Linked DNA regions of Homo sapiens: all the other regions are linked to region 3. A link is an interaction called in ENCODE POLR2A ChIA-PET data of the cell type or tissue named here. Cell type or tissue: CD4-positive, alpha-beta T cell. All regions are shown on one strand. Region 1 overlaps KLF12 (KLF transcription factor 12). Region 2 overlaps KLF12 (KLF transcription factor 12). Region 3 overlaps KLF12 (KLF transcription factor 12). Region 4 holds the start of LOC105370259 (a long non-coding RNA gene). Region 5 overlaps KLF12 (KLF transcription factor 12).

Evidence for each region. Peaks named below come from ENCODE experiments on the same cell type or tissue, not always from the same donor. Only the 100,000 strongest peaks of a DNase experiment are listed, where the experiment ranks them.
Region 1: POLR2A ChIA-PET joins it to region 3 with 13 read pairs; 7 of 35 experiments call an interaction of 5 or more read pairs at or near these places.
Region 2: POLR2A ChIA-PET joins it to region 3 with 19 read pairs; 5 of 35 experiments call an interaction of 5 or more read pairs at or near these places.
Region 4: POLR2A ChIA-PET joins it to region 3 with 41 read pairs; 7 of 35 experiments call an interaction of 5 or more read pairs at or near these places.
Region 5: POLR2A ChIA-PET joins it to region 3 with 12 read pairs; 6 of 35 experiments call an interaction of 5 or more read pairs at or near these places.

The regions. Positions count from the first base shown.
Region 1 is chr13:73,700,648-73,704,647 of GRCh38, reverse strand. The region is part of intron 7 of KLF12 (KLF transcription factor 12); the gene reads left to right. Among named protein-coding and RNA genes, the nearest start is that of LINC00393, 41 kb to the right of the region's middle. In CD4-positive, alpha-beta T cell, no CTCF peak of the experiment used is centred here; DNase peaks (open chromatin) are centred at 1,737 and 2,067; H3K4me3 peaks cover 1,109 bases; H3K27ac peaks cover 3,760 bases.
Region 2 is chr13:73,983,347-73,987,346 of GRCh38, reverse strand. The region is part of intron 2 of KLF12 (KLF transcription factor 12); the gene reads left to right. Among named protein-coding and RNA genes, the nearest start is that of KLF12, 150 kb to the left of the region's middle. In CD4-positive, alpha-beta T cell, no CTCF peak of the experiment used is centred here; a DNase peak (open chromatin) is centred at 2,226; H3K4me3 peaks cover 1,022 bases; H3K27ac peaks cover 2,714 bases.
Region 3 is chr13:73,764,056-73,768,055 of GRCh38, reverse strand. It overlaps KLF12 (KLF transcription factor 12), which reads left to right. Exons shown (of 8, transcript NM_001400136.1): 6 at 3,056-3,118. Among named protein-coding and RNA genes, the nearest start is that of LINC00393, 100 kb to the right of the region's middle. RefSeq lists enhancers at 1-571, 1,565-2,065. In CD4-positive, alpha-beta T cell, CTCF peaks have their summits at 38 and 247; DNase peaks (open chromatin) are centred at 145, 755, 1,805 and 2,305; H3K4me3 peaks cover 1,134 bases; H3K27ac peaks cover 2,897 bases.
Region 4 is chr13:74,285,818-74,289,817 of GRCh38, reverse strand. LOC105370259 (a long non-coding RNA gene) reads right to left here and starts at 1,748. Exons shown (of 4, transcript NR_187797.1): 1 at 1,599-1,748. It also overlaps a transcript of KLF12 not described here and the pseudogene RNY1P5. RefSeq lists enhancers at 1,812-2,106, 2,429-2,929 and a silencer at 2,674-2,733. In CD4-positive, alpha-beta T cell, CTCF peaks have their summits at 2,539 and 2,743 (motif pointing right); DNase peaks (open chromatin) are centred at 1,157, 1,797 and 2,687; H3K4me3 peaks cover 1,700 bases; H3K27ac peaks cover 3,206 bases.
Region 5 is chr13:73,713,699-73,717,698 of GRCh38, reverse strand. It overlaps KLF12 (KLF transcription factor 12), which reads left to right. Exons shown (of 8, transcript NM_001400136.1): 7 at 2,174-2,331. Among named protein-coding and RNA genes, the nearest start is that of LINC00393, 54 kb to the right of the region's middle. RefSeq lists an enhancer at 1,571-2,770. In CD4-positive, alpha-beta T cell, no CTCF peak of the experiment used is centred here; DNase peaks (open chromatin) are centred at 1,648 and 2,018; H3K4me3 peaks cover 1,199 bases; H3K27ac peaks cover 3,918 bases.

The sequences.
Region 1 (4,000 bases), 63 kb after region 3:
TACAGCATGGACAATAAATTGGTGTGCATAGGAGGCAAGACGGAGAAACAGAATCATTAGAAACTGGTCCTGGTAAAAGGTGGAAAGGACCTAAAGCAAGGTAGACCACCACTGTGGGGATAAACTGGGAGGATTGCTGGATAGATTTTAGAAGGCAGAACTGGCAGATGTAATTATCAGAGTGGGGCAGGCAGGGAGTCACACAGAGGGAAGAGTCCAAGAAATCTCTCCAACTGGAGACATTGACGATTTGGTACCTGAGTAGATGGAATTACTGTTTTTCCAGAAAAACCGGAAGAGGAACATGTTTAGGTGGCAAATGCTGAGCAAGTTTTGCTCATATTGAAGATGCTTTCAGACCACCAGTTGGAAATGTCCTGTCTCCCTCTCTGGCGCTTAGGAGAGAGACTGAGGTATAGCTGCTTAGGAGTCTTTTCCCTTATAGGTTGTAGTGGAAGACATATGAGCCAAGAGGAACACCTGCCACGCGAGAAGTTAAGTCAAAATCTTTGGAAACGTTTATGCAACAGGTAAAGGAAGAGGTCTCTGCAAAAGAAACCAAGGAAAAAGTAACCAGTCACATAGGAAAAGAAAGGTCACTACGTAGAAATGAAAACTCAGAACAGCCAAATAAAATATTGTCTTTTGACCTTGAACTTTTTACTTACACTAAAGTTCACTTTTATTATGGGATATTTTAGTTCACTTATATCGGATTTCTGGGTGAGAAGGGCTAGCCTGTGTTTGTTAACACTATTGTCTGTCCTGTGAGTAGTAGCTCACATTTGCAGTCTCCGTGCCCAGTTCTGACCAGATATCCTGGTTTATGACAGCACTAATTTAAAATGTTGAGAGGCAGGGTGAGTGGCAATTGAGACACATGCTAACTGGGTGACGACACTGGGTGAAGTGGGGTTAGTTATTGCAACGACTTCTTTAGGAAGTTATCAAAATTAAATGAGGTAATATCCATAAAGCTCTTAGAGCAAAGTATGGTACATGGAAAGTACTATATGCTTTAGCAAATATAATTTTTATCAACAATACTTATTAGAGAATATGCAGTATTATTTAGAGGAGGAAAGAAGGAACCCACTTGGTCTTCATAATACCTAATGAAAAAGATAGCCAATTAATTCAGTCCAGGCAATTCAGTAGGATGGAGACTGGCATATTGATTACTTATTTGATTGAATTGACAGGACCAAATGGACATTATGGAATAGATTGGTCTGCTTGGCCTATAAAGTACCTTTATACTTTAAAATGTTAAGAAAATCGCATCAGGATTGGCATCTGCTTACCCCAAAACTATAATTAATTGCTGAAAAAATAGCAAACAGGATCCATTTTTAACTTTATATTATTTTTATTTCTTTATAAAAACAGAAATACCCTGAATTTTGTAAATATAAAATATCCTTTATTGAGTGGGTATTATTTGCCAGGTATGTAGTGTGTGTATTTTTGAGTTTCCCAACAGTGCTGCAGGAGTAAATGGCATTCCTGTTTTACAGATGAGGAAACTGGGAAACTTTCAAACTGGGAAGCTTTCAGAAAGCTTAACTTTTTGGCCTTGGATCAATCTCATATAGGTGACTAAGCCTGTATATGGCTGTGTGCTCTTTCAGATTTCAAAACCTGTGGTATTGTATGCTGCCGTAAACTATGAAGAGGTATAGCCGCCTGGTCTGTCTGCAGACAAGTCAGGGGCCTTGTAATCTCAGCTCTTTCCCCGCCTCTAGGTTTCAGTTTCCTCATCTTGAAGGTACCTAATTTCCTTCCAGATCTAGATTCTGTGAACTTTCATGAACTAATGTAACAGAAACCAGAAGACAAGATAGGAATCTTGATTCTTGTTTTTTTCCTCATATGCAAATACCATTCCTCAAGTGAAACAGATTGTCACAGCAAATACGTTGAGCCTTGAATGTAATGAAGCTCATTTGTCAGTGTCTGGGGCCCCGTAACTTTATAAAAGTTAAACAGGGACACGTTTCAGAAATGCACTTCTGAACCTAAGAAAATGCCTGTGCTTCCTGTTGCAAAAGGTGTTCCTTTTCAGTTGCTTGAGAAAATAATAGAGAAGCTGATGAGAACATGGATGTTTTGTTTAACACAGGCTTTTTCAAACTGCACATTCCTCTTATGTGCGTTGCTCACACGTCATTTTAATATGAAAGGGCACCTGTCTTTTGTCTCAGTACACATGTACCTTTCAGCATTTCAGATGGCGAAATGGGAGGTACCTGAAAAAGTTATTTTTGTTTGGTGGGTTTTGGGAATCCATTCAATACCTGGTGTTTTCTTTAGACTTTATTCTGCCTTCTGCTGGGTAAATGTCATGGAAATGCACTTAGTGACTCTTAATCCTTTTCTTTAACCAAAATTGAAAGAGACAGCCGTTTTCATAATCCATCAGTTGGTTATTTCAAGAAAAAACAAAACAAAACCCTGATGTGAGTTTTTGTTTTCCCAGAACACTTAGTCTATTTAAATAATACCTACATTTTTATATGCTGCATATACATAGAAAGTTGTATTTAACATGAACTCCGAAATGGAGTTACAGAGTTTTCAGGATGAACAATAACAACCACACCTCCCCCACCCTTTTTTTGTGTGTGTGTGTGGTATGTCGTCTTTTTTAACATTTAGAGGACTATTTCACTTTAAAAAACAGATGCTCTTCTTATTAGTGTTGGTTAACACGTTTCTTTTTCAGAAGTTTTCCTAGTTTAGTCCAGGTTTTTCACAGAACTGGAGAAGCACAGGTTGTGGTGAAAATGGTCATATTCTTTTTTTTTAAATACAAAACCTGGAAGTGGCCTAAGGATTTATCATGGGACATAGAGACCATCCCTTCAGAATTGAAGACCTAGAAGTTAATAAGCTATACACCAAGCACTGGCATGGTATCACCCAGCTAGCCACCCGTTACCCAACTAGTGTCCTTTGATTTTTCTCTTTACATCAAAAATGTAATGTCTCAACTTAAAAACAAAAAAAACTTATTAAGATTTATTGGCAAAGAAATGCACAATACCTTTTTCTGTAAGTTTGCTCTTTCATAGATTTAATATAAGAAACCAAAATCAAAGATTATCAAATCAAAGTAAAGTCAAAACTTTAGATTATTCAGAAAAACATAAAACACATTTTTAAAGACTATTGTCAAAAGAGGTTGACTGTGTACTTGTGAGTTAGACAAAAGAAGCAAAGAAGGTAGGTAGGCTGTCTTTATTTTTAGCTTATTTCCAGAGAAAATAGTTTTGAATAACACATTTGCACATTCCTCTTATGTGTGTTACAGAATTCAAGTAATTTGAAGAATTCTAATTCAAATGAGTTTAGGGGAAATGCATTATTTCTAAAGAAATTAATAGAAATCAAGTTTCTGATCACCACTGCTCAACCTGATGCAGAGTCGCCCAGGTGCAGCAGCAGCCCAGGCCCTGGGAGGGGTCTGACTCCATTTATTGTCCCAGCCAACTCTTTTCATAGGAACATTTTCATGGAAAATTCACCATTCTGTCCCTGCTGCTGACTTCTTAAAAATTATATTTAGCTTTCTATTTTCTAGCAAGTTTTTAAAGGAAAGAAGACAAAAAAGACAATTCTGTTCTTTATGATAGCCTTTCAGGGCTCATTTACACATACTACTGGATATCTTACAAACTTAATTATCTTTCTAATTAGTTTTTTTACTCTCATCATGAAGTTAGTTTCTGCTGTCTTAATGTGTTTATAAGATTGTGTGCTTTAAATTGCTTCAAAGCACAAACATAAGATACAGTGTCCTGTTAAAACACAATGCAGTAGCTACTCAAATTTTTGGTATCCATTTCTAAAATTTCACTAGTCTAAAGAGAGCACTTATAGACTTTCTTTCCTGTTTTGTTTTGTTTTTTTTAATGAAATACTAGGCACTGGGCGTATATAATGAAAACAGGTCTCTCTTGAGCTCTCTGGCTGGACACAGTAGCCATCTTCTCTTCCC
Region 2 (4,000 bases), 220 kb before region 3:
ATTGAAGTATAATATCTATATAGTTTTATGTATCAACAGTTGTATATTATTTTAATAAGGCAGCTTCTTCCCTTCTCTTAAGCTGATGTTAGGTGAGAATTTCTTACTTTTTCTAAAGAATTTTATTTAATAATGTTAATAATTATTGACTCAAGAAGTGTGATTTTTTGTGTCTTACACGTAATCAGTTTTTCAGTGTATCTTATAGTCTAATGGAGTGTAAGTTTCTCAAAATTCCAATTTAAGAATCAATTGATTATTCATATTTAACATGCTGCTTCAACTATTTGTGCTTTTAGAGCAAGACACTTAATATGAAAGTGAATTTATTTTTATTAAAGGCTTTTAATTTGTTTTCTATGGCCACTGTAACAAATTACCACAAACTTAGTGGTTTTGAAAAAAAAACACAAATTTATCTTACAGTTCTGGTGGTCAGAAGTCCAATGGTCTCACTGGGCTAAACTCAAAGTATTGGGAGGATTATATTCCCTTCTGGAGGTCCTAGGACTGATTCCATTTCCTTACCGGCCTCTAGAGCCTACTCAGGTTCCTTGGTCCATTCAACTCCAGCAGCTTTGGGCCAAGTCCTTCTGGTACTGCCATCTCTCTGGTTCTCCCCTTCTACCTCCCTCCTTCACATTTAAGGACTATTGTGATTACTTTGGCCTATCCTAGATAATCCAGGATGATCTCCTTATTTTAAGGTCAGGTGATTAGCAACTTTAATTCCATCTGTGACTTTCATTCCCCTTTGCCATGTAACCTAACAGATTTCAGGGATTAGGACATGGACATCTTTAGGGGGCCATTACTCTGCCAGCCACAGGTTTTCAAAAACGTAAGTGACTGTGATTGCAGGTACATGTTACCTTTGTCATAAACATGTGGTTGGGAATTTTGAAAGAATTCTCATTTTGCTAATTCCATTAATAGTCAAGCAAATTATGATTTATGTCAATCAAAATATAATTTTCTTCCTTCTTGTGATTGGAAGAAAAAAGTCCATTCAAATCACTTTTGCAGCTAAATGAAGCAAGTGATAATATTAAAATTTCCCATTATAAAAAATCTAATAAATATCTAATTTTTTGCAAACAGTAGATTGTTTACCACAGTTTCACATGGTGATACTATGGTTTTATGTGCCTTCAAAGCTAGATGAACTACTTTTAGAATTCATCAGACCTTTTGGCCTAACAAATTTTCCTTTGTTTTTGAATGTTGTTATTTGTAGCGTATCTGATAAAACTGAAATCTAGTTTCAGGAAACATGTTTGGTTATCTCGTTAAAAGCTCTTGAGGTGATAGCATGCACTTACTTACAACCCATACACTTACTAAGACATCCTGTATCTCTTGCAGCTGTGGCTCCGGAGCTGTATTTAAAGTTTAGTTAATACCTAGCCAGCAGCTATCTATTGAAATTAACAGATAGGCTAGGGCTGTTGCCTCTTTCAGGGTAGTGAGATCCTTTAGATTTCAAAGAACTTTTTCTGGGGGAATTTTTTTGATTGTTTTTGTTATCAAAGTGAGGAAAAGTTCTGTATAGCTTTTTCTTTTCATCCGTCTTCACACAGCAGAGAGTCTAAGGGGAGCAAAATCTGTGAGAGGGGCCTTTTGCAGTTTTAATAGCTTCACATCTCAGGGATGACTCCTTTAATTTAGAGTGCTAATAGCTGGCATCTAGGGGAAAATGAAAGGCCGCTTGACAATGAGAAGCTGGAAGATTGAGAGCAAACACATGGAGAGTCGTTAGAGCCAGGACTGTAAGTAAAAAGGGGATGGTAGTTACACAGAGTCTGGGGTTTGGGACCCTGAGCCTGGTTTAAAGCCTCCTTCTAATGTTGCACACTGTGATAATCACTGGTTGTCGGCCTTGCACCCTTCTGCCGTGAGTAATCCCTTTCCCTGTTTTCAATCATGTGCACTCAAATTGAAGGGTAGGTGTTCCTTTTTAACTGAGAGTTGAGTGTCCTTTTTAACTGAGAGTTGGAATCTGGGCACCTTGTGACAACCACGATTTCATCATCCATTGCTGCAAAACAGAGCATCCCAGGTTAGTGGCTTAAAGCAAAAGCAGTATGTGTTTTGCTCTTGAAGTGGCTACTTGGGTAGGACTTGGTGGAGTCGGCTTCTCCTTGCTCTGCTCAGTGGCTGCTGAGGTTCAAAGGCGGATGACTGCAATCATGAAGACTCTCGTCGACATGTTTTCCAGTTAGTGCTGGCTCTCAGCCAGTCTGTTGGCTGCAACGCCTTCATGTGGCCAAGGCTTCCTTAACAGTAAAGCTGCGCACTGGGGAAGGTGGGTGGGGGGATAACACCAGGCAGAAGCTGTGTCACCCTTGGAAGTGATGCCATGTGATTTCCCCCATATTCTGTTCATCCAGGTGATTATAAAGACAGGCTCATTAATTCAAAAGGAGGGGACATATCCCCCACCCCTTGATGGGAGAGTGGAAACATTCTGGAAGAGCACATGTGACTGGAGATACTGTAGTGAACATTTCTGGAAAACAGCATCAGCTACAGTTCATCTTCAAACTGGAGGAATCCGTAACGTTTTGTTTTTCTGGAACTAGTTCTGGTGCCAAATTCTGTATCAGTTGGGGTGTGAAAAGAGAAACAGAATGAGGGGAAAGGTGCCGAATATGGGACTTAAAAGGACTTGACCTCCTATGATGGTAGGAACTAGTTAAGCACATTATATATGGCTGTTGCTTCTATATATTTGGCGCCAGAGCTGAAATCACCAGGGCTAGCAGTCGGGAAGGAAGGATGAGAGTGGAGCGCAGGAGAGGAAGGCCACACTGGATGTACAAGGGCACATGCCAGTCCACATAGACCCTCACTGATCATAAGCCTCTAACTTCAGAGAGGCCAGGGAACTGTGGGAGAAGCTGGCACCCTTCCCTGAGCAAGACGCGTCATGGCCTATGAATAAAATAAGCAGATGAAGGCAATCCCGTGGACCAGCCGCTTCCCTGTGCCAGCGAGGAGAGCAGGCACATAGGCGACAGTGTGTGTGAGCTGCACCTTCCCAGTGTGAGATGCATGCGGCAGGTGCTTCACTACTGCCCCGAGTCCCGCCAGGGTGGCTCTTATAACCCAAAAATGATGGCATGCTGCAGGGAAGACAGTTCTGAAAATGTAGACATGTAGTTGAGATAGTTCAAATCCACCACCAAGTCTTTCCTTGCCTCTTCTCTGCCATTTCACTTGCAGCTCTACCTGCTTGCTGTCCTCCCCACCCGAGGATCTTATAGAGGATTATAGACCTCTGTTGGTTCCTGTTCTTTCCTTGATTTTCCCATTTCTGTCTGAAGCACTGCTCCTGGGACCCACCCTTGTAGTGGAGAGGACAGTGCTGTCACATGAATGGACGTCTCCACATGAGGAAGGCTCATCTGCCCTAGAATACCACCTGCCTGGATTCACTGCTTATGAATTCTGCACGACTCTGAGAACCTGCAAGATTATTTGTGGCCTCTTCTTGCTTTTTCATATGGTACTTGACTCAGTTACTGCTGTCTGTTGTGGTTGAGGCCACTCTGCTCCCTGGATTTGGGATCTTGACTGCCTGTCTATAATGCCATAGACCAGTCAGGCTGGGGCCAGGGCTTTGTGGCCTCAGGGATTTGTGATTGAGAGTTTAGGAAAGAGAAAACATAATATGAGGAAAAGGAGGATTCTGATTTTGTACATGATGGAAATATGTGAATAATTGGGACACCAGGGACTTGTCCAGATAGTAAAGTTTAGAGCAAAGTTATGAGCAAGAATGATAGCAATAGTTTGTATGCAGAATATGAATGAATAATATAAAGGCTGGGAGTAAGTTAGAGGCAAGATTGGCAGGCAGTAACTGGGAGGACACGGTGCTGGAGAACACCCGATAAGCAGGAATGTAGTTAATTCAGACAGAGGTTCACGAACCAGAAGGCACTGATACTGGAGAGAAGAATGGGATGGGTAGTGAAAGGTCCGTGCTGACATCACT
Region 3 (4,000 bases):
GGGATGATAAGATTGCATTAAGTTATCACAGCTTTTCTGTGGTGCAGATAGTAAAGTGGGACCAGTATCCTTCCCCCAGCAATTCATGAGTGCTGATGATTTGTGTTGGGAATCAAGATGTTGCATCCCACCTCCAGTCACCAGGGGGTGCCACTCAGGTAGGTTTATGAAAACATTGAAAACCAGAGTGATGGTATTCTCTTGATTAACTATAAATGGCAGTCATTAAGATGCAAGGTTTTGAGAGTCAGGTTCTTTGGTGCTTATACCCAAAGAAGAAAGAGCCGTTTTTGTATTAAGTCATCTAAAAAGTTCTCATATGCTTAGCAAGAAAGCTAAATTAAGCTCTGCACTGGGTAAAATTATAAACATGCTCTCTGCTCCAGATGAGTAAGTGTATATAAATAGAACAGTTGGTACACATGGCCCTAATGGTATAGCTTCCCTGTTTTCTATGTAATGTAAATCACCAAATGTGAGCATTTCTACCTGACAAACTGTCAGTCTCAGAAGAGCACATTCAATACATGTTACACAACAACCAAGATTGCCCTTTTGTTCAGCGTGGTGTTTTTTCTTTCCACATCCAGCAGTTAGTACTAAGGCCTGAACCCCTTAGTTACAGAACAAAGTGGCTTAGCAGTAATCGAGCCTGTGTGAGGCTAAGGGAAGAATAATGAACATTCCCTGCAAGCTTCCTGCCTAGATGCAGGTGCAAGAATCAGGAGGTCATGAATAATGCATGACATGCAGATTAGGTGGTGGTTTCTCCTACAGAGGTTTTGACGTTGCTACCTGCCTGGCTTCTATATGTGGAAAGAAGGCAGAAGATGGCAAAAAGTGTCACAGGTTAAAGACTGAGCTCAAAAAAACATGCCATATCCTTTTGAAGAAATAATATATAGGGGGTTGGTGAAGTGCAAGGCTTATGGTCTACTTTATCAGATGAAGTATGTGCCAAGTTATCAGTGTACTTATTCCCTTTGAGGACAGAAATAAAGCTTTGTTGATTTACCTTTTTAATTTAGGAAACCTTGTAATTATTTGTTCATATACACAATCAGGACTTCTTTTCCAAAGACTTTCCTAAGGAATTCTTTTCCTGAGACTGCTAAACCATTATAGAAATTCTCCATTTGCAGTATTTGATCTATGGATCAGTGAAATTTTCCTAAAAGATACAAATACCTAGACAATGTTGTAATTATGGATTAAACAGACTCTCTTTTTCTTCACTAATATATGCAATAAACAGCATCAATAAGAGAATACTTCTGTCATTAAACTTCACCCAGTGGAATTTTCATGATGAAATAGTTTCTTTGTACTCCTAGGGTTAAGGAGGGGACAATATAAAAAGTAAATGTGTAAAAGATAGAGAACAAATTAAAGAACTGTGAGTATTTGGGGCTGATTAAACTTTATTTAAATAGTTAGGATTCTGATACCCCAGTGAGGGTATAGGGAAAGTTCAGGAGAATTTCCTGCACTTCCTCTTAGGTCAGGGGGCTTTAACTGGGGAGAACTTTTTTGGCTCAAATATCCATTTTAAGGATTGTATTTCAAGCAGACAGAAAGTAAAAAAGTAAAAGAATAAAAGAGGAAAAAATTACGCTTGCTGCCTTTCGTATAATTTTTATGTACTATTATTGCGTTTTCCCCCTCTTTGTCCAATTTAGGATACTGGATTATGAACTGGCTTTCATTTCTAGCTGAGTCTGTCATTTCCACTAGGCCCCAGTTTGGCTGGACGCCGAGACCAACAGGTGATCCTTGTAGCTGCAAAACAGCAGGAAGTGGGCCGTGCTTGAATGAGACAGTTCACCAGAGGGGCTGTCTGGCCTCTCTCCATCTTTCTGCATAATTAACACCCCCTCCCCCATGCCGAGCAGAAAATCTGTGCTGAGCAGCTCAGCTGCAGCAGCCATTGAGAAGCGCTGTGAGGAAAAGAATGTTAATAAGGGATGTTGGAAGAAATAAGCCTTCCGAGTGCAAAGTGCAGTCTGGCTCTGGGTTTAGGGAAAGACTGCAGTTGGCCCTTAGGCGGGGCTGGAACTGCATTATCTGTTTTGGAATGATTTTCACTTATTAAACAACTACAGAGAACTGGGTTTCTTACAAACCTTGGTTCTAACTGGACTTTAAGACCAGTTTTATATCCCCATTTTTTTTCTTGTAAATAAGAGCAATGTATGAAGCATAAAGGGTGAAGGTAATACAAGCTAAGACTGCTTGGATCTCACAAATCCTGGCTAAAGACAGACCATAACAGGAAGCTGGCAGCCGGAAGTAGGGCGTATTGTTTTGCCGGTTAGTGACCCACAAAGAGGCGGAGGTTTACTAGCTAGGCTTTGATTAGAAGATAACAGCAGTTCCCGGAAGCTTTAAGCTGTTTCCAGTGGATAAGTCCAATCCTGGAAGCTTGGAAAGCAATATATTCTTCACTTCTCCTTTATCTGGCTAAAATTTTGAATTGACTTTACTTTCTTCAAAGTCCAGTGTAGCACATCACTTCCAGAATGTACTCCTCCTAGGAGTACCTGTTCACCCTTCCTTCCTTCCCTGTGCCTGCAGATTCTGTCACAGCACATTTGAATAACGTTGTTTGCTTCCTAGAGTTTTAAATGTGGTAGAGTGAAGGAGAGGGCACTTAGACACCTCTTTGTGCCCACCCTCATGGGAACAGGTACAAAGAGGGCTCACTGAACTCAGGCACCATACCTTAGATAACTTTTACCCACCCTTGTACCTGGCAAGGGTTAGGTATTCAGTCACTTTTGTTGGACTGAATGAATGCATCAGTCCTGCCTCTGGGAGTCTTCAGAGTGAACATTATGACAGACCTGTTGTCTTGAGAGTGGTTAAGAAGGAAAAAAGGACCACAGATTTGCAGGCGTAGGAATTTAATTGCATCATTTACTAAGAGGGGTTCAAGTTCTGGGGATTTTGTATTAAGCAATTCTAAAAGAAATTATTTATAAAACATGCCATTTTTTTAAATTTGCAATTGGGAATATGCTTTTTCAATGACTGGATTATTCTTCTCTGTCTACAGGGTACATCCGTCCCCAGTATCAAGGGTCCGGGGCAATCGAATGAATAATCAAAAGTTTCCTTGGTGAGTATACAGTCTAATATGAGTATTTGTAGGTCTTACGGGAAACTTTAATAGGGCTTATGTTAAAATTAAGAGAATTAGTCCTACTTCTCTATACAGAGTACATACCTGCTAACTGGACTATGCGGTCTTCCTTTCCTCTGGACAGTTCGAAATAAATATTGATAGAGTTCCTTTCCAGCCCAAACTCTTCATTCACCAAAAACCCTGAGTGTAACTTTTTTTTTTGACAGATATGATCTAAGTTCCCAAGATTATAAACTCTTACCTATTTTAAAGAATGTTTTCCTTTTTTTCGAAGGTACATAGACCCAGATATTTCTCAGATACCAACTTCAACTCCTCATGAAGATTTCCACAGTTAATGAATCTGTTACATTAGTTTTGGGGATTACAACGAACTCAGTGATTTTTTTTTTCCTTGCCATAGCCTTAAATATCCAGGATTTTTTTTTTTTTTAATTTGGGGAGTACTAAGATCTTCTTTAACTGATGAGTTCTTGAACAAAAATATAGATGGAATTTTGCAGAAACAACCTGAAAAGTTATTTCAACCAGAAAACATAGCTTATCGATTCTTTAGAGAAGCGATTTAAAGTGTTTCACAAATATTTCATGCGAAACAACAAAAAAAGTGGGCTCAATATCTGTATTTGTTTATATTACTCCATTCCACAAAGTTAACCTTTTAACACATAATGTGTTATTAAGGAAAAAAAAGAAAAACTAAAAAGAAAAAAATGAACTGTGGCTGTATTACTTCAAAGATGAATGGAAATTCCATTTTTACTTCATTGAATTATAGTTAGAATGAGATTTTGATTAAAACTATGCCTTTTTTTAAGTATGGGAAGATGATCACCAAAGATTGAGCTTCCAAAT
Region 4 (4,000 bases), 520 kb before region 3:
ACTTTGCCTAAATAAAATGCTTTGGGTCTTTGGCCTTATTTTATTTTCTCTCTTTAAACTTCTGTTTCACTGTCTATTGTCATCTGTCAAAATCATTCTATATAGAATGTAAAATTTTGAATCCTGCTGTAGAGTATATTTGCCTTGGTCATTTCCTGTTTGGGGAATTTATTTACATTTTTTCCCTTCCCTTATTACCTATTACTTTCTACCTCAAAATTTCTCTACTTGTCAAAGACAAATAAAATGATGGAAATGACAAAAGAATACAGAATGTTGACTATAAATCTGTCAACTCTGCCATAATATGGAGTTGGGCCGAAATGGCTGTATTTCAGGTAAGAAACAAGTTGCTGCCTGCATGTAGCTAAGCTCTCTCTGCTCCAAACTCAAGATTCCTTGTTCCACTATTGCATGTCCTTAAAGAGGTGTTAACCTCTGAGAGCTTAGAGCTTCCCTTACTACTCCACTGAGAGTATTAATAACCGTGTCACCACACATTAACGACGATGTCACCAGAACGACATGACATTCTCATTTAGTTACCATCCCATTCCATGTCTGTACTTGTATGGCTTCTCTAACTTAAAATTCCTTTTAACTGGCTGGACCAAAGGTAGTGAGTTATCTCAAAATTGATTGTTCGCAGTCAATTACAGATCGAACTCTTTGTTCTACCCTTTCCCCCTTCCTCACTACTGCACTTGACTAGTCTTAAAAAAAATAGAAAAAATATATAAAAATTCCTTTAAGTTTATCTGGGTGTTGTAGCTGTTGTTAGGTTCTAAATAAAGCTATAAATATTCAGAAAATAGTAGCTTAGATGAGGATGGTTCGGCTACTACGTTTTCATCACTGCTATTCCTTAAAGTGAATAAATAATGCAAGAGAAGCTTGAATGCAGAGGAGTGCCAGGAAGCTTGTTGACCAGTGGGGAGCAGGTGCTGACTGGGGAGACTGACAGAACAGAGGCAGGAAGGGTGAGGCTCTACTCCCCTAGTGCTGCATGACCGGCCCTGCCGCCACCCTGCCAGTTTTCAGCCAAGGATCACTGTTCAGCTCTTTTCTGGGTAGCTGCCAAAATCCCACCAACAAGTTGTCTAGAGCGGCTTTTAGCACAGCTCTCTGTATGCCGCTGAAACCCACCAGTCTAGGCTGCGGAGGCTTCCATTTCTTGACTCTTCACGGTTTTCTGCCTAATCCTAGCCCTTCCTTTGAAATCAGACTGTTTCCTGCCCTACCTTGGCAAACCACTCCCCACCCTGTTGAGAGGAGTGCAGAAGTTGCTGATTTGACCTGGAGCACCCCACATTTTCAGCTCATTCTGCCTGAATGCCGCATTGTTCCTGTGCTGAATGAAGTTTTGGAAAATGACTTTCAGATGTTAGAGAGTCCCACTCTGCTGCTGTTTTACCCCGTTACCTCGCTTGTCTGCCGTTTATAATCCCATAAAACTCATCGTCTGTGTTTGGCTCTGGACAAAAATGAAAAGACTCATAAAATAGCATCTTAGATGAGCTGGACTGATATAGAGTTGAAATGCTTCAGCTTAAGACCACTACCGAATAATTTAATTATTTGCCTTCCACTAGACTTACCTCTTTAGTTTGTCTGTTTGCTTCTTTTGCGGTAACTCTCAAATCCATTGGGTTATTTTAGTCAGTGCCCACAAATTACTGTGACCCTTTTTATCTGAACTCTGATCAGAAAGCCGCCTAGTTCTCCCCAGTTTTTTTTTCCTTCCCCCCTTCAAACCAGAAAAGTAGCTGCTGAAAGCAGAACAGTTGCCATGGCAACCCCTTGGCAGCTTCCTCAGCGAGTAACAGTGTTGATTTCCCTGGGCCGGGTGGGAGGGGGGTGGAGCTCTAAGGAGGTAAAGGAAGGTTACTGTGCACTTAGTTAATATGCAAAACCACTTACGCAGTGCTGGATGAGCAGTGAATAAATGCAAACAAAGCCATGCTTGATCAGCTAACATGGACTTTGCACACAAGTTGCTCTGTCCAAGGATGCAGATGTTGGCTCAGAAAGAAATTGTGCAATTGGACAGTAGAGGACACAAGAGGTCATACTACAAGAGGTTAAACACTATTTTTGTAATGGTTGGTGAATATGAAGGAAATAAACCGAAGCAGGGGTGTAATTGCCTTGCTTCTCTTTGCTTTGTTCAAAGAAAAACATAGCAATCTAAATCACAGGGATGGTGTTTTCCCTGAAAATCTAACATACTGAAGTTCAAGTTTGCATCAATTAAACTCTATGTAAGATAAACCAATATGTTCAGATATAAGCAAGTATAGCATAATTTGGTTTGTGCTTGAACAAAACATACGGCTCAAGTAGCATCTTTCACCTCCGAGTTTTCAGACAAAGAAGCAGCTTAGTAAATTGGGGCTGGGGTTGGGGGTGGATAGAGGTGGATTCTCTCTCTCTCTCTCTCTCTCTCTCTCTCTCTCTCTCTCTCTCTCAACTTTGATAGATCCCTGTTTGTTTCTTGGGGCCTGGACAGGTTGGAAATCATTTCCCCGAGAGAGCACTGGGGAGACTCTGGCACACGATTCTGCCGACAGAGGTCACCTGCATGAGCAATGAGCAGACGGGCTGCAAGCTGTGGAAGCGGCAGCCAGCCCCTTACCTAGTGGCCTGCAGCTTTGCATGCTAAGGAAGAGGTAGGCTGATGGAAAGCCTGCAGCAGTGAGCCGAGGTCTGCCCAGCAGGTGTCACTAGGGACTTAAAGCTTACCAGACCTTTGGGACCAGGGCTAGGAAAGAGCCATGTAATGATTTATAAAGCTTACTTTAAAATATTTTTGAGAGGCTATATGTGAAATAATTCTGAGGCTTTCTCCTTCAAAGGGACATGAAAATGATAGCTACAGCTTGGTTTAAATGATTTCTGGACTATTCTTTCCAAGGCTCTACCTCCATTTACTGAGTCCCCATTCCAAAAACCAGACAGAGACATAAAACTCATGGAAGGCACACTGAATCCATTCACGATGAGAAAATACATGTGCAAAGCCACAGCAAGTGCATAAAATTATTATGATGATGAAGATCTCTGCTTACAAAATCAGCCTCCATGTCCTAACACCACAGATGCTGATTTTGTAAGTCATCTCAGGATTAAGATCAGAGCTCACTTTAAAAATGCAAATTACCTAGGAGTCCCTGTAAACGTGATGTCAGCTTGTATTTTATCAGTGCTAACAATTTTTTAACAAACCCATATGAAGGCTATCCCTACTTTTAAAAAAAGACTGCATGGATGGTATTACCTGCCTTCTAATTTATGCACCAAGAATGTGCATATGAAAATTTTTTCTAACAATTACATTAGAGAAAATTTGTCTATCCTGAATACGCTTTTTACTGTTTCCCTTTTCATCTTGTCTTCCTGGAAGCTCAATATTTTGAAATGTCATGAATTTCAGTTGCTTCCCTAGCTTAGATTTTCTTCTATAATTTCTCCATCCATCCTGTGTTATTTGAATAGTGACATCCTACCTTGTTTTAATCATATTACAGTTTTAACACATTTGTACTTTTATCTGTACTTTTCGTTGTATACATTACCTCACATCCATTTCAGTGTGGCACACCCTCTTAGAAAGAAGAGAAGAAAGGAAAGGAGAGACAGAAGAGAAAGAGAGAGAAAAAAAGAAGAGGTAAAATGACCCTGCTATCAACATTCAGCATTTTATGATGAATTTGTTCATCATGTTTATCTTCAGTTATCCTTTGGAAGATAGAAAGAGTGAGCTAAGAGTAGTGGTTGGGGAGAGGGTAGTCCTAATTTTGTGTGTGTATGGGAGGATTTCTTGTGCCTAAAAAGACAACTTGAGCACTCAGGGCCTGTGAAATACTGTAGGAAGAGATAGGAGAGTAGAAGCTGGAAACAGAGGTATGAGCCTGGAAAAGAAGTGCATTGGCTTCAGGGCTTGGCTGAGAATTATTAGAAAAATGCTTATACCTCTTTTAGAGCATGTTACAAAGCATGA
Region 5 (4,000 bases), 50 kb after region 3:
AGAAAGCTGAAAAAAGTGGCTTGGCCATACATAACATATGTTCTTTCATTCTACTGTGGTAGATCTTGCATAAAACTGTTTGAGACACAGGTAGATAAATGTTGTTTATATTTGACCTTACCTAACAGAAAGCTTTGTTTGCCTAATTTATTAGTAAAAGGGAGAAGGTACACTGAAATCTGAAGACACGTGTGCAGAAAGAGACTTTCAGAAAAAATTCACTGGAGCAATATGAAAGTGCAAATTACAAGTAGTCTATATGTCCGTCACTTGGGAAATGGCAATGAATATTCACTGGACTCCTGCCATGTTTCATCTAATTCCATAGTTGGCAAGCTACAGCTCAAGGACAGAATACAGCCCACTGTTTTTTGGTTTGTTTATTTGTTTTGTAGAGATAGGGTCTCTCCTTCTTGCCTAGGTTGGTCTCAGATTCTTGGGCTCAAGCAGTTCTCCTGCCTCAGCTTCCCAAAGTGCTGGGATTACAGGCTTGAGCCACTGTGCCTGGCCAGCCCACTGTTTCTGTAAACAAAGTTTCATTGGAACATAACGACATTCATTTGTTTATATATAATCTATAGCTGCTTTCATGATACAGTTGCAGAATTGATTAGCTACAACATAAGACTGTGTGGCCCTCGGTGTTGAAATAAAATATTTACTATCTAGCCCTTTACAGCAAAAGTTCACTGACCCCCGATCTAAGTTAAAATGTCTTCAATTGTAAAATGCACCGTTACTTTATGTACCACTAATAAAAAAAGTTATGCCAGTAAAACTGTAATAAGCCATCAATTTTAAGAAGCATTCTGATTTTGGAGATGGTTAAAATATTTTAAAAATAGATCTTAAAATTGGTAAGTTATAAGTATATAGCACTTCAAATAAATGAATTATGGCATTTATATCGACATGGATGAATCTCAAATGTTAAATGTTGAATTAAAAAAAGGAATAAAACAATTTGCAGAATGATATAAACAGCATGATATTATTCATATGACTTAAAAAACACACAAAAAAAATGAATGTCTGTAAATGCAGATTTGTATAGGTAGACATAATTTAAAAGAATTGGAAAGAGGTAAAGAAAACTCAGGATAGAGGCTCTTCCCTGGAAGGAGGAGAAAGGACCAGGATAATGGTGGAAAACAAGGGGGGAATTGATCTTTATCAGTAATGTTCAACTTTTAAAAGAGGTGATTTACCAATAAAAACTAATTTTTAAAAGCATCAAAATGTGAACAAGCTGGAAGAAAATATGTCAAAATATTAACTGTAGTACATTTTGTAGAGTAGAAATATGAGTGACTGCTTTTTTATCATATCTCACTGTAATTTTAAAGAATGTCATGGTACTAAAAAAGATGAGTCATATTATTTCTGTCTCAATCAAAAGAGATTAAGATTTTTTTAAGTACATGTTAGTCAATTACCTGACATTATAAACTAATCCTGTTTTTCTACTGGGGCATTCAGATTAAACAATATGCAAGTTAGGGCCAAATTTCTTAGTTAAAACTTTTTTTTATAATGGTGGTACAGCTAATCTTTAAAGACAATGCACGTTATTCCTCACCACAAAGAAACTCCAACTAGAAAAGTTAAATGTCAGGTGCGTTTCACCAAACAGAAATAGCTTGTCATGATTCATGTTACTGATGTCATTTCTTTCAGCCTGACTCCCTTGTTTAGAAATGTACCTTGTGATTTTACAGGAGTTTCTATGTTGTCACATGCAGTGCAGACCCTCTTGTTACTTATTAAATGTATCATTTTGTCATTTGTCTATAGCAAGCCTTCTTAAAATATTCTCTATCAGGATATTCAGAAATTCAAAACTGTGAGATGGTAATTTACCCCTACCAGATTGTTTCTTCTGATAATGAGGAAATACTCACCTACCACTGCTTTCATTTACTTTCAGTTTTTGTTATTGTTGTTTGAAGCATGTCTTTCTCTCCCTTGGAGTGTTTTGCCGGAAATAACTCATGCTGCCTGCCTTTCAGGTTTCGAAAAGTGAGATCTGCCCAAGATAGTGGTAGCAAGAACTGTGGTCATGGTGGCCTTGAGTCTGTGAAGCTGTAGTGTCTGAGACAATGTTCCCATGCCACCAGAACCAAAATGGGGCGGTGTGCATCTCACCGTGTAACTCCACTTTTTCTTTTTCCAGTTCAATTTCACCATTTAGTATTGAGAGCACAAGACGCCAGAGACGGTCTGAATCCCCAGACTCCAGAAAACGGCGTATCCACAGATGTGATTTTGAGGGATGCAACAAAGTGTACACAAAAAGTTCTCACCTGAAGGCTCACCGGAGGACACATACAGGTACCGCTCTGCAGGGCTTCTCACCTGTGAGCCAGTGAGAGTCCATAAAGCGCCGGCCACTTACCTCGGGAGCCTTTCGTACTCATTCATCCTGTGTACCTCTCAAGTCCAGTTCCCTCCTTCTAGGCGGAATGTATTCTCTCTCTCTTGAGAAAGAGAGAAACTTGAGAAACCAGTGAAGTATTTGAGCTTTTAAAATGTTGGGAACATAGTGATCTAGTAGTCTTTCTCACAGTCAGCATCACCACTTAATCATTATATAGGCTATCAGTTTTAAAAAATGTCCACGTGGCACATCAAAGAAGAAGCTGAACACAATTATTCTCTCTCTTAAAGTTAGTATTTTATCCATTCCTTTAGATTATGCTTTTTGCTCTCCTCAAAACTCTCTCCCAAATAGCAAATAGGTAAACAACTGAAAAATAAAAAATGACAGATACGTAGCATTGTGGGAAGTTTTTACAAACATTCAGGCATAACTCCAGTTGATTCACACTGGTATTTTTTTTATATAGGGAGAGGAGTTTTAGTATTGACAGTTTACAGAAAAGGAAATTGATACCACAATTGACTCACTGCCTTTGCCACTGTTCCCCCATCCATCTAGGAAATGAACTGGTGACTCTGCACTTAGCCCCTGCCCACCCCATCCTCTGCCTTCTGTGTCCCTCAGCTGGCATCCTCTGGCTTCCTGAGCTTCCAGTTCCTCCAGGATGCCTCCAGTGCAAGGCCCTGGCAAGAGACTGAAGATAGGAAGAGGGCCCCACAGTTCCACCACTTCTTCTAAGAAGAGTGGTGACTGGACTGCGTGAAGCCCAAAGAAGCCGATAGAGCAGGGAAATTCATTCACACATTCCCGGTAAAACATGGCTCACAGCAAGCAAGTCCAGTCCAGCGTCTTTCCTTGACAGCATCTGCCACTGACTGGAAGCTTCACATGTAACAGATTCCCATCTCAGACATGTGAAAAGAACTGTACTCTGTAAACTGCCTCCCAGCTTAGGTATCAAAATAATTGAAATTAGCATCATTTTCCATTTAGCCCATGTTCTCTCTCTGCTCCCTGTTCTTTTCCCTTTCCTACTTAATTAGAGACAGGGTCTCACTATGTTGGCCAGGCTGGTCTTGAACTCCTGGGCTCAAGTGGTCCTTCCACCTTGGCCTTTCAGAGTTCTGGGATTACAGGTGTGAGCCACTGCACCCAGCCTCTCTTTTCTACTTATTCTAGATTCTTCCTTTTCTACGATTCTGAGCTTCCCAAAGAGAGGTTTTTATCTGTTTCTTAGGCTCTATTTTTAAGTCAGTTCCTTTATCATTAAGGCAAAGAATGAGTGTGAAGACATGGAAATTGAGTAAGTATATTCCATCCTACCAGTAGATAGTGAACACAGATCATGGCAGGAAGTATGATTAGACCATATTACTGACTTTATAGGAGCATTTCTGTTTTTAAAAAAATGACTTTCTACAATGAATCATCACATATTTTGAGTTATTCCTATTCTCTTTGAGTTTTCTGGAATACATATTAGCCTCATTTTCACACAGACACCTCCACTCCTCTTACCCAAGTGATGAACAGTGAAAGAGAGGAAAATTTTTAATCAGGTACTATTAAAGGATTTAACTCCATGGCAGTATAGGATTGCATCTTACAGATTCTAACATA